Regions from separate parts of the Homo sapiens genome. Here regions 1, 3 and 4 are each linked to region 2. Evidence: chromatin contacts called from ENCODE Hi-C or POLR2A ChIA-PET data. All regions are on one chromosome and are shown on one strand. Each heading gives the region's core, a stretch centred on a gene start or an enhancer-like site at or near the end of the contact. The rest is flanking DNA. Distances are from core to core; before and after follow the strand shown.

Region 1 (3,182 bases), core at 645-3,144, 250 kb before region 2:
CCTGGAGAAACACATTCTGGGGCTAGTAGAGCTGGCCTTCTGCCTAACACAATTCCCTTTGGTTCCATCACATCTAGGAAGGGGAGAAGCTGGCAGCCACCTACTCTACATGACCCAGGTGGCTGCTCTCTTCTCAGCAAGCCAACTCAGCCTGCACCATTTACAATTTTCCCTCCCAATGTCACAATCCAACCAGCGTTTCCCAAATGCTAACTAGAGTGGGGACAGTTATACAGGGACCTTGCCCTCTGGGAACTTACAAAGCAGAGGGCCAGCCGTCTAAAATCAATGCCAACTCGGTAACAAGACAGACGTGCCCAGCAGTAATAAAATAAAGGAGTAGTAAAGGTGTGGAGGGGAAGACAGCAATCCCCACTGGGGAGGCCTGGGAACTGTGCTCCTGGGAGAATAATTTCAAGGCTCTGGTTCCAGGTTATCCCTGAGCCAATGTCTACTCACCTCTGTGACGCCAAGGGCGAGCACTGGACCTGGCTACAAACCTTTACTCATCCTTTCACAAATGTATTTATTGAGTGCCCAGCACATGGTGATAGATAATAGAGACACAGCGGTAAACAAGAGATCACAGGTCCCTGTCCTCAAGGAGTTTACTTTCGTTTTTTTTTTTTTTTTTTTTTTGAGACACAGTCTCGCTCTGTCGCTCCAGGCTGGAGTGCAGTGGCCCGATCTTGGCTCGCTGCAAGCTCCGCCTCCTGTGTTCAAGCTAATTCTCCTGCCTCAGCCTCCCGAATAGTTGGGACTACAGGCGCCCCCACCACGCTCGGCTAATTTTTGTATTTTTAGTAAAGACGGGGTTTCACCATGTTGGCCAGGATGGTCTTGATCTCCTGACCTCGTGATCCACCCGCCTCAGCCTCCCATAGTTCTGGGATTACAGGCATGAGCCACCGCGCCCGGCGGAGTTTACTTTCTAGTACAGGAGGCAGACAAGTCCATAGACAATTCTAACAGTGCCATGCATAGGAAGGACCCAGGAGGCCAGCACCCTACCCTGGTAGGTCAGAGTAGTCCATGGTGCCAACATGTGTGTGCATCTATGTGCACATACGCGTCAGAGGACGCAGGGCCTGGAAGACAGCGCCAAACCCATGAGGGTCCAGACCGGGGGTAGGGATGAGTCTGAAGACAATTCTTCCACTCAGCGCTCTCGCCTTAGGAGAAGGAAACTGAGGCTGAGGGAGACACAGTCAGAGCCAGGACCAGAACCCAGTGACAGCTACCACTGGTCATTCCTTTAGTACAGCCCAGGGGTTAAGGGGGTTTCTGGAATCACACTGCCTGATTTTAATCCTGCCTCAATACGTACCATTTGTGTGGCCTTAGGCAAACGACCACCTCAGTGTCTCAGTCTGTCAAATAGGAATAACAGTAGCACCTATCTCAGGGGGCTGCTACGAAAATGAAACTGACAAATGTAAAGCAATTAACACAACGCCGGGGATGCAGTAAGCGGTACACTGTGGATGCTGCTGTTATTATCATTGCACGTCTGCTCGGTGTCGCAGTGGGCTCGAGACTCGGATAGCTCTGCTGCCGCCCGCCGTGTTCCCTTCTGGCTCCAGGACGCTCCCGCCCTCGACGCCCGGCAGCAGCAGCCCACAGCCCCGGCGCCCTTGACCCGGGGGCCGGGCCCGCCGCGCACACACGCCCTGGCCTCGGGAACGAGGGGGCCAGCCCGAGGAGAGGAGAAGGTGGCTGACACACCCCACCACGGAGAGGGTGGCTGTCCAAACTCGGAGAAGGAGCCGTTCCTGCACCCGACAGCACCCCCGCCCAGGCTCCCAACCCCAAGCCCAGAGAGCGGGCCTGTTCCTCACACTCTGCAGCAAGCTCCTCCTCTGCGCCGCCATCTTGGAGGAACCCCTGCGGGAGCGCCCGCCTCCCCGCAGAGCAGCGAGTGGGGCGGCTAGAGCGGCCCGAAGGAGGCGAGGATGACCGCGCTGCCGGGGAGCATGCGCCCAGCGCCACCCCACGCCCGAAGAGGGATGGGGGTCGTAGCGGACCGTGTGCGCAGGCGCGCTCTTGCACGTTTTGTTGTTGTTGTTGTTGTTGTTGTTTTGTTTTGTCTTTTCCTCGGGGCCGATTGCTCCTCGCCCATCTTTATTATTTTTTGAGATAGGGTCTCACTCTGTCACCCAGGCTGGAGTGCAGTGGCGCGATCACAGCTCCCTGCAACCTCTGCCTTCCGGCCTCAAGCGATTCTCCTTCCTCAGCTTCCCGAGTAGCTGGGATTACAGGTGCCCGCCTCTCCTGCCCCAGCCTCCGGAGTAGCCGGGACTACAGGCATGAGCCACCACGCCCGGCTAATTTTTGTATTTTTAGTAGAAACGGGGTTTCGCCATGTTGGCCAGGCTGGTCTTGAACTCCTGAGGGTTCTTTGTGAACACAGTTGGTAAGGGGAGGACAATTCATTCACTCAGCAAATGCTACCTAGGTGACCCTGCTTGGCTCTATAGTGGGTTCTGCAGCGAGCAGGACAGGCCTTCAAAAAGCTAACATTTTATTTTATTTTATTTCATTTCATTTTATTATTATTTTATGTTATGTTATGTTATGTTATTTTTGAGACGGAGGCTTGCTCTGTCGCCCAGGCTGGAATGCAGTGGCGTGATCTGGACTCACTGCAACCTCTGCCTCCCGGGTTGAAGCGATTCTCCTGCCTCAGCCTCCCGAGTAGCTGGGGTTACAGGCGCCCGCCACCACGCCCAGCTAATCTTTTACATTTTTTGTAGAGACGGAGTACCGCTATGTTGGCCAGGCTGGTCTCAAACTCCTGGCCTAAAACGATTCTTCTGCCTGGGCCTCCCAAAGTGCTGGGATTACAAGTGTGAGCCACCCCGCCCAACCTAAAATGTTAACATTTTAATTGGAGAGGACAACATTTATGTATATAAGACATTCTGCCGGGGGCAGGCGCGGTGGCTCATGCCTGTAATCCCAGCACTTTGGGAGGCCGAGGCCGGTGGATCACCTGAGGTCAGGAGTTCGAGATCAGTCCAGCCAACATGGTGAAACCCCATCTCTACTAAAACTACAAAAAATTAGCCAGGCATGGTGGTGCACGCCTGTAATCCCAGCTACTTGGGAGGCTGAAGCAGGAGAATCACGAACCTGGGAGGTGGAGGTTGCAGTGAGTGAGCTGAGATCACTCCACTGCACTC
Region 2 (2,937 bases), core at 327-2,826:
AAGTGTATTTGGTATCTATCTTCACCTTCCTCCTGAAGAATATAAGGATCTTAGAACACTTTAACTCCATTCACCCAAGTAAATGCCATCACTGTTGTGTATTTTAAATCTGTTTTTATCCAGAAGTCATTGTTATTGTTTCACACTATCGCTGTTCTTCATTTTTCTTTATTCCCAGTTGCATCAGACCTCCGTCTGGGATCATCTTTTTCCTGCCTGAAGTTCCAGCTTTGGAATCTCCCTCCGGAGGGTCTACCAGTGGCAAACTCTTAAGTTTTTGTATTTGTAAGTGCTATGATTTCACCTACGTTCTGGATACATGTGCCTCATACTGGGTACATAATTCTTGAAATACATTTTCACTGAATATATAATTCTAAGATGATGGTTATTTTCTCTCTGGCTTTGTTGCTCTTGATGAAAAGTCAGGTGTGAATCTATTATTCTCTTTTTCTATGTGCCAGAAAGAGGTGTTGGATTTTATTGTGAGGGAAATAGGGAGGAAAATTTTTAAGCACAGGGTGACCCCGTCAGATCTGCATTTTAGAAGCACACTCTGGCACTGTGTGGCTGAGATCGGAGGGAGGGCAGCTCCGCGAGGTCTCTGCTGTGGTCCAGAGAAAAGACGGGGCGAACCTGGGAGGTGGGTGCGGTGAGGGCAGGCAGACCCGAGTCCCCGAGGGGATGCCGGAGCGACAGAAGTTGGGGTCAGTACAGGAAGGAGCAGGGACGACGCCGGGCTCCCAGTGAGGAATGGAGGCGCGTTAGCGAAAAAGGAAGGGGGGTGGGGAATCAAGAGTTCGTCTCGTGCCACAAATGGTTGAGCCCCCACTAAGCACCTAGCGCCCAGTACACGCGGGTTTGGGGAAGGCTGGGGCAGCGCGGCGGCAAAATCCGTCCCCGGGGGACCTCAGCTCCACCGCGGCCGCTCCTGCCGCGAACGAGGGCCCGGCCCGGGAGCCCTCGAGGCAGCGCCCGCGTCTGACCCGTGCGTCTGGGCACCGACCACCGAGGGTCGGGTGGATGGACAAATGGAAGGGCGGATGGAGGGGTGGGTGGACGGACGTGGAGACACTGGCCAAACTGCGCCGCGGAGAAGGCCGGATTAGGGAGACCTCGGCCCTGCGACGTCCGGACACGGTGGGAAGCCTTTTGGGTCCCGGCTCTCCTGCAACTCGAGGGGCTGCGCCTCGGGCCCAGTCTCCTCCGCTGCGGGAGGTGAGCAAATGGCCTCCCCGCTCTGAGCCTTGACTTTGTCGTCGGCTCCACTGGGCCCTGCCACTTCGGCCCCTGGCAGTCACCGGGAGGCTATGAGGCGCCCGCCTGGGTATTAAGGATCACGTCCCGCCCCGGCGTCACAGCAAGACGGGGCGCGCGAGCCTCCGCCCCGCCCCAGCCGGTGACCGAGCCAAATAAGTCCCACGGCAGCGCTCGCGGCTCGCGGCCCGCGGCCCAATCGCAACCCGCGGGGGCGGGCCCCGGGGGCGGGGTTCCGATGGGGGCGGGGCTCGGGGGCGGAGCTGACCCTCAGGGCGCGAGCCGAGCCCGCGGCCGTTCCGCGCGCTCCCGCCCCGCCCCCTCCTTGCGCGCGCTCGCTCGCTGGCGCCGAGGAAAACGTTGCGCAGGTTCAAAAATGGAACGTCGGCGGCGTGAGGGAGCGCGAGGGGGTGTGCGCGCGTGCGCGTGCGCGTGCGCGCCCGGACGAGGGTGACGGGGACCCCGCCAGCCCCAGCATCGCGCGCCGCAGCCGCGGCCCCGCAGCTCCGCCCCCGGCCCGGCCCGGCCCCGGGCCCGCTCGCCCGCCGCCCCGCATGGAGCTGTCAGCCATCGGCGAGCAGGTGTTCGCCGTGGAGAGCATCCGGAAGAAGCGCGTGCGGAAGGTGAGGCTGCCCGGGGGCGGCTCCCAGGACCCCAGTGGGGTCCCTCCCGTCCCCAGCACCGCTCCCTCCACGCTGGGGCTGAAGGGGAAAGCGGGGCGCGGGGGCCCCGGCAGCCCTGCGCTGCTGGGCCCGTCTCCCCAGCCCGTGCCTCAGTTTCCCTGCCACCGTGTAGGGCGAGTAGAACAAAAGTTGTCGCTCCAGGATGCTAGTGGCGGCCGAGCCTGCCTGAGCTGGAGATTAGGATCGGACGTAGGGATCCTCAGCGCCATCCCACCTCGCTCCCCTTTTATTGTAAATATGGGGAGACTGAGGCCCAAGTTGAAAGGACTTGCCTAGCGCGTTATGGTCAGAGCTGGGTTTTGAACTCGGGACTCTGGACGCTTGGCACCAAATCCTTTCAAGTTGTAAGTGGAGCTTTGGAAAAGTCTCCTCCGGCCTCTGAAGTTTTTCCTGCTGGACTTTGGCCTTTTCCGATCCTGCCCCCTCTACGCCACCCGAGCACATCCCTATTCCCCGCCCCCACCCCCACCTCAACTCCTAGCCCAGGCCAGGGCTCTGAAGCCCGCCCCCTGCGCTGGGGCATCCCCTAGTCTCCTACCCCATCTGCCTTCTTCAAAACATACACCCTGCAATTTAAGGAGGTGTCTGTTCTGCTGGTTTCAGAACCCCACACTTTGGGGCTAGACTTTGTCCGGGCCTGGCGTCTACACCTCCCGTGCACTTGTTTGGCGAGGGGGCTCGCCTAAGGCTGGGGAAATCCTTGGGGAGAAGTTCCTTTCCTGGTACGCACTACTGTCCTTCCTTTGTCTCCTCCTCCCTGCAGCCCTTTGGGAGGCTCCAGGCCGACTGGGAGGGGCCTTAGGGGGTCACCTCCTCCCATTTAACAGAGACAAAAACTGAGGCCCAGGCAGAGGAAGTGACCTGCTCAAGGTCACCGAGCAAGTTAGATAGGGAGGTAGAGCAGGAGCTCAACTGGGCTGATTGGCAGCCCATCTTCTTTCTCCATAGAGAAAACTCAGTCCTGGCATCTCGGGCCAAGGGTGAAGGTCAAGGTGGT
Region 3 (2,959 bases), core at 172-2,671, 130 kb before region 2:
CCATCTGGAGGCCTGAGGATGCCACAGCAACTTCCAGCCTGGTCAGCAGGGCAGGTATCAGAGGCGTCCACCCTGCCATGCTGACGATTTCCACCTCATTGCCGAGGGGCCCCCTGGGCCTCCCAGAAAACTGGAGTCATTGACCCTGGGAGGCAGAGGATCTTTGAAGACAACTTGTCTTCTGGGATTTTAGAACTTTTTGAAAGTTAAAATGAGGTCAGACACAGTGACTCATGCCTGTAATCCCAGCACTTTGGGAGGCTGAGGTGGGAGGATCGCTTGAGGCCAGGAGTTCCAGACTAGAATGGGCAACATAGTGAGACCCTGTCTCTAAAATAATTTTAAAAATTAGCCAAGCGTGGTGGTGCATACCTGAAATCCTAGCTACTTGGGAGGCTGAAGAGGGAGGATCGCTTGAGCCCAGGAGTTTGAGACCAGCCTGGGCAACAGAGTGAGACTCCATCACTACAAAAAATAAATTAAAGAAAATTAGCCGAGTGTGGTGGCGAATGTCTATAGTTTCAGCTACTCAGCAGGGCTGCGGTGGGAGGATCATTTGAACCCAGGAGGCCAAGGCTGCAGTGAGCCATGACTGTGCCACTGCACTCCAGCCTGGGTAACAGACACCCTGTCTCAAAAAAAAAAAAAAAAAAAATTAACCCATTTATGCCTTAAGTTGCAATTTTTAAAACTTTTGCAATCAGACCTTGGCAATGACCTTGAGAAGGAGGACAGAAATAATTCCCAATAATGGAACACTAGGCATAAATGAAATGATACACAAATAATACACAGGTCCAGAAACACACCCTCCTTGCAGCAGGACCAAATGATGGAGAAGACACATTGGCCTTCCACATTGTTGTGGGTTGAAAAGGATCTCCCCAAAATTCATGTCTATTCTGCACCTCAGAACGTGACCTTATTTGGAATAAGGATTTTTGCAGATGTAATTAGAGTATGGATCTCAGAATGAGGTCACCCTGGGTTGGGGTGGATCCTAAATCCAGTTAGAGTGTTCTTACAAGAGAAAGGGATGGGAGATTTGCAAACAGAGACTCAGGAGAGGAAAGGGCCCTGTGAAGTCAGAGGCAGGGATTGAACAGTGCGGTCACAGGCCAAGGAACCCGGGAGTCCCCAGAAGCTGAAAGATTGCCCCCTGGAGCTGTGGAGGCAGCATGGCCCTGTAGACACCTTGATTTTGGACTTCTAGCCTCCAGAGCTATGAGAATAAATGCCTGTTATTTCCACCACCAAGTGTATGGTAATTTATTACAGGAAACCAGTAGACACCTGCCCCACGGCCCTGCTCCGTCTGCAGCTCCTCCCTCCAGGGTTCCTCTCTGCTCTCCACACATGACTGTGGCATGCTGAATGCAGAAGTTTTGTTTTGAAATGTGGTGTTTTGAATGCAGAAGTTTTGTCTGTTGAATGCAGAAGTTTCATAGGCACATACCAGACGCGGTGTTCCGTAAACGTTCCATAAATTGCTCTGGCCATTGGTGCAGATGGGGGCAGCTCCCAGTTTTCCTTGGTTACACAAGAAGCCACTGTGAACACTTTTGCCTTGTCTCTTCTGCACATGCTTGATGACTTCTGGAGGCTGGAAGATTCCTTAGAAGGAGAATTGCTGGGTCAAAGGGTAAGCCCGTTTGCAATTTGACTGATGCTGTCAAATAGAGTCAAAACAGAAACTCAGAATCTTAAGAAGGAGAGAAGGTTTGGTGCAGTGGCTCATGCCTGTAATCCTTGCACTTCGGGAGGCCAAGGTGCAAGGATCGCTTGAGCCCAGGAGTTTAAGGCCAGTCTGGGCAACACAGGGAGACCTCGTCTCTATAAAAAATACAAAAGTTAGCCAGGTGTGGTGGCGCATGCCTGTAGTCCCAGCTACTTGGGAGGCCGAGGTGGGAAGATCACTTGAGCTCAGGAGTTCACAGCTGCAGTGAGCCATGGTTGCACCACTGCTATTCAGCCTTGGTGACACAGTGAGACCCTATCTCAAAATAAATAAATAAATAAGAAAAAGAGAAGCAGGGAAACAGACTTTTGGATTTTACAGCATGGGACACTTCCAACCCCAGAATTATAAAACTTCAGGAGAGGGGACCTCAGGAGAACATCTATTCTGGGGTCTCACTTCAGGACCCAGGAGTGACATCTTCCAAGCCCTGTCTGGGTTTCTGTTTCCCTGGAATGGGCTTGGAGAAAGCAGAGGAGATAGGACCCAGGAGCCTGGAACTCTGGGGCTCCAAGGGAGCTCTGGCAGGGGGTGAGTGAAATGCCTTCCCCACCTGGGCACCCAGCTCTTCTACCCAGAGGCTGCCCCTTTCCAGCCGAGGTGCCAGGCCAGCTGGGCCTCTGTAGCTGCACACAGTGGCCCCTCTGTGCTTGGCACACACACACAAAAATGTGAACAGAGCCTGTAATCCCAGCACTTTGGGAGGCCGAGGCAGGTGGATCCCTTGAGACCAGGAGTTCAAGACCAGCCTGGAGAACATGGTTAAACTCCGTCTCTACAAAAAATACGTGAAAAAAGAAATTAGCTGGGTGTGGTGGTGCATGTCTATGGTTCCAGCTACTGGGGAGGCTGAGGTAGGAGGATTGCTTGAGCTGGGGTGGTTGAGGCTGCCATGAGCCAAGATTGTGCCTCTGCCCTCCAGCTTGGGTGACAGAGTGAGACCATCTCAAAAAAAAAGAAAGAAGAAAGAAAGAAGAAGAAAGAAAGAGAGAGAGAGAAAAAAAGAAAGAAAGAAAGAAAAAAGGAAAGAAAAGGAAAAGAAAAGAAAAAAGCCAGGTACGGCAGCTCACGCCTGTAATTACAGCATTTTGGGAGGCCGAGGTGGGCAGATCACAAGGTCAGGAGTTCAAGACCAGCCTGGCCAACATAGTGAAATCCCATCTCTACTAAAAATACAAAAAAAAAAAAAAAAAAAAAAATTAGCCGGGTTTGGTGGTGGAC
Region 4 (2,994 bases), core at 76-2,575, 140 kb after region 2:
AGAGAAACCCCAATGCAGAGACCCCCGCACCGGAGTCCTCAGGGCTGATGCCCACTGAACACAGCTGCCTGGACGTCCCTGGGCTCTGGGCCTCCCCCATCCCTCCACAGCCCTGAGAATGTCTGCTGCTTTCCCAGGCAGGAAGACGGGGAGAGAGAAAGAGGAGGGGACGCTGGCAGGGGCAGCAGGGCCGGGGTGACCTCTCCTAGCTGGAACCCCAGCTCTGGGGCTACCAATGGAACACCCTCAACCTCCCAGTTTTTCTGCTACTTTTTTTTTTTTTTTTTTAAAGACGGCATCTCGCTCTGTCCCCCAGGCTGGAGTTTGCAATCTCAGCTCACTGCAACCTCCACCCCTCGGGTTCAAGGGATTCTCCTGCCTCAGCCTCCCAAGTAGCTGGGATTACAGACGCCCGCCAGCACCCCTGGCTAATTTTCTGTATTTTCAGTAGAGACGAGGTTTCACCATGTTAGTCAGGCTGGTCTCAAACTCCTGACCACAAGTGACCCGCCCGCCTCAGCCTCCCAAAGTGCTAGGATTACAGGCATAAGCCACCGTGCCTGGCCTAAAATAAGAGCATTTCTCCTGATCATCATATTTTTTCCTACACTCCATGTTGCAGGTGTCATTCTGAAAGGTGAACGGTGCTCACAGAGGAGGAGCCTGTGTCTGGGGTCGTGTGCATCCTACTCTGCTCACAGTGGAGGCATCTTTGGAAGAAGTGACTTATTTTCTGGTACAGAGACCATTCCCTCCCCCACACCCTCTCCTAAGACTTTGTATTGAAACAAAGTAAATCTTACAGAAATTGCACCAAAGCGCTGAGAACAAAATGCCTGATTGCTCAAATCATCCTTTGGTTCAATTCTCCCAGTTCCAGAGCTCCCAGGAATAGTGGGAAGCACACAGAGGAAGCACCCTCCCAGGGCGGGAAGCACCAGCCCGGGCATGATTTTCGGGGGAGAGTCTCAGCAGGCGGACTGGGCTGGGGCAAGTGGGGAAGGTGGCCCATTCAGAAGCAGCAGTCGTGGGACCACACAGCAGGGCAAGGAGCTTGGCTGGGAGTGGGGGCAGCGGGGGAACCAGGGGGGAGGGAGCCCAGAGGTGGGGCTGGGGCAGGGGGAGGCCAGGGCTGAGGCCCAGCAGGACCGCCTGGCAGGAAGTGGCAGGAGGGGCCTGGCGGACAAAGCGTGCAGAGGTACCTGATCTGTGGATTCATGTTCAGCCTCTTAGATATGCTTGTCCCTGTCCCACTCTTTTCTGAAGCGCTGTGGCTTCTCTTCCTGCTTACAGCGTCCTTGCAGTTGAGCAGCCCTCTTTAAAGTGACCTCCCAGGGCCTTGTGAATCATGGCCCCTCCCCATTCCTGCTCAGGCACTGGTGTGGGAGGCCCCGGGGTGCTTCATGTTTCTCTGGCTCTGGCCCTCTTTCTGGTTTTCTCCGGGCCCCTCCTACTGGCAGAGGAACCTCCGATAAAGACAGGCTGCTCTGTCTTTATCTGTCCTGGGCAGGACCCAACGGAACTGCAAAAAGAAGAGAAAGAGAAAGAGAAAGGCATTGCAGCCTGAGCCTGGGACGCGGGTCCAGACCCAGCTGAGAGAGGGGCAGGTGCCCCGTTGCCTGGTGGTTGGGCAGGCTGGAGCCCCCTCTCCACCACCCCCTCCCCAGCCCTAATGTGTGCCCAGAGCTTTGAGCAGCACCACCCTGTTGAGTGAGGGGAGGTTTTGAGACCCCAGTGGGGAAGGAAGTGTGGACTCCGCACAGCACAAGCGAAGGCTTAGGTGTGCCTCGAGTTCCCAGCTGTGTGCTGAGTCCATCGCACGCATCCCCTCTTCCAACCTCCCAGCTTCCAGAAGGTGGGGGGCAGTTCAGCCCCTCAGAGATGTGGGCGGAGGATTACCTAGGTGCTGAGGCAAGAGACTGAAGGCACAAACTGTTTCAGTATAATAAAGAATATACTTACAATAAGAATAGTTATAATACAAATTAGATACAGAGATGATCATGGACATTATCAATCATTAGTGTAGATATTATTAATCATTAGCTTTTAATATTACTCTTTATTGTATTACTAATATAACCAAGAAATAACCGGTGGGTATAGGGTCAGGTGCTGAAGGGCTGTTGTGAGAAGTGACCGAGAATGCAAGAGGTGAGCCCTCTGTCACACCCGCATAAGGGCTACTGGAGGGCTCCTTGGTCAGGCGGTAACGCCAGTGCCTAGGAAGGCATCGTTACTTAGCGGACCACGAAAGGGAGTCTCCCTTTTCTTGGAGGAGTCAGGGAACGCTCAGCTCCACCAGCTTCTTGTGGGAGGCTGGATAGTATCCAGGCCTGCCTGCAGCCATCCGGAGGCCTAAACCCCTCCCTGTGATGCTGTGCTTCAATGGTCACGCTCCTTGTCCACTTTCCTCCTGTACTCCTGGTCCCTCTTTGAAGTTCTCAGAAGATAGCGGTAGAAGAAATAGTGAAAGTCTTAAAGTCTTTGATCTTTCTGATAGGTGCATAGAAGAAAACGCTGACGTATACTGCCTTCCCTCTCTGCTTCGGCTACCTATAAGGGAAGGGCCCCCTGTCCTATGATCACGTGACTTGCTCGACCTTATCAATCACTTGGACGACTCACCCTCCTTACCCTGCCCCCCTTGTCTTGTATGCAATAAATAACAGTGCACGCAACCATTTGGGGCCACTACCCATCTCCGTGTCTTGATGGTAGTGGTCCCCCGGGCCCAGCTGTTTTCGCTTTATCTCTTTGTCTTGTGTCTTTACTTTTTACGATTTCTCATCTCCACACACGGGGAGAACACCCACTAAGCCCCATAGGGCCAGACCCTACATCAGGGACTGCGATGTCTGCGACATCAAGCGGTGGAAGCAAGTGTCTACAAACAGGCTCACGGCCCACAGGGACCTCTCAAGGGGTTCCGTGTGGACCAAGAAAATGTGAAACACATACACACACAACTTTCTGATTATTTAAGTTCATCTA

The links. A loop is a pair of places that touch in the nucleus more often than their neighbours do. ChIA-PET counts read pairs that join two places held with the same protein, here RNA polymerase II (POLR2A). Pooled maps may share reads with other maps.
Region 1: a map of B cell shows a loop between it and region 2 (6-fold over the local background). The contact joins the promoter of TAB1 here to the promoter of CBX7 in region 2. A Hi-C loop is called at or near these places in 2 of 168 maps with a recorded cell type or tissue (B cell and MCF 10A) and 13 of 50 pooled maps. POLR2A ChIA-PET finds 5 or more read pairs at or near these places in 2 of 52 experiments (GM10248 and H1).
Region 3: a loop to region 2 is called in a pooled map, with 2.1 times the contacts of the local background. The contact joins the enhancer-like site here to the promoter of CBX7 in region 2. A Hi-C loop is called at or near these places in 1 of 50 pooled maps. POLR2A ChIA-PET finds 5 or more read pairs at or near these places in 6 of 52 experiments (HEK293, IMR-90, PC-9 and 3 more).
Region 4: a pooled map shows a loop between it and region 2 (5-fold over the local background). The contact joins the promoter of APOBEC3C here to the promoter of CBX7 in region 2. A Hi-C loop is called at or near these places in 1 of 168 maps with a recorded cell type or tissue (natural killer cell), 9 of 37 single-sample maps with no recorded cell type and 10 of 50 pooled maps. POLR2A ChIA-PET finds 5 or more read pairs at or near these places in 15 of 52 experiments (CD4-positive, alpha-beta T cell, CD4-positive, alpha-beta memory T cell, GM12878 and 11 more).

What each region holds. Positions count from the first base shown.
Region 1 is chr22:39,398,492-39,401,673 of GRCh38, reverse strand. TAB1 (TGF-beta activated kinase 1 (MAP3K7) binding protein 1) reads right to left here and starts at 1,894. Exons shown (of 11, transcript NM_006116.3): 1 at 1,839-1,894. The coding sequence starts at 1,871. RefSeq lists a silencer at 1,536-1,675 and an enhancer at 1,836-1,955.
Region 2 is chr22:39,151,319-39,154,255 of GRCh38, reverse strand. It overlaps CBX7 (chromobox 7), which reads left to right and starts at 1,576. Exons shown (of 6, transcript NM_175709.5): 1 at 1,576-1,880. The coding sequence starts at 1,812. RefSeq lists silencers at 1,270-1,839, 1,910-1,959 and an enhancer at 1,417-1,998.
Region 3 is chr22:39,285,718-39,288,676 of GRCh38, reverse strand. No RefSeq gene overlaps it. Among named protein-coding and RNA genes, the nearest start is that of SNORD83B, 27 kb to the left of the region's middle. Within about 2 kb of position 1,421, at least 4 of the 41 ENCODE cell types and tissues checked have a DNase peak (open chromatin) inside an H3K27ac peak, as active enhancers do.
Region 4 is chr22:39,012,588-39,015,581 of GRCh38, reverse strand. APOBEC3C (apolipoprotein B mRNA editing enzyme catalytic subunit 3C) reads right to left here and starts at 1,325. Exons shown (of 4, transcript NM_014508.3): 1 at 1,203-1,325. The coding sequence starts at 1,219. RefSeq lists a silencer at 1,035-1,084 and enhancers at 1,195-1,304, 877-1,494, 1,224-1,518, 1,495-2,113.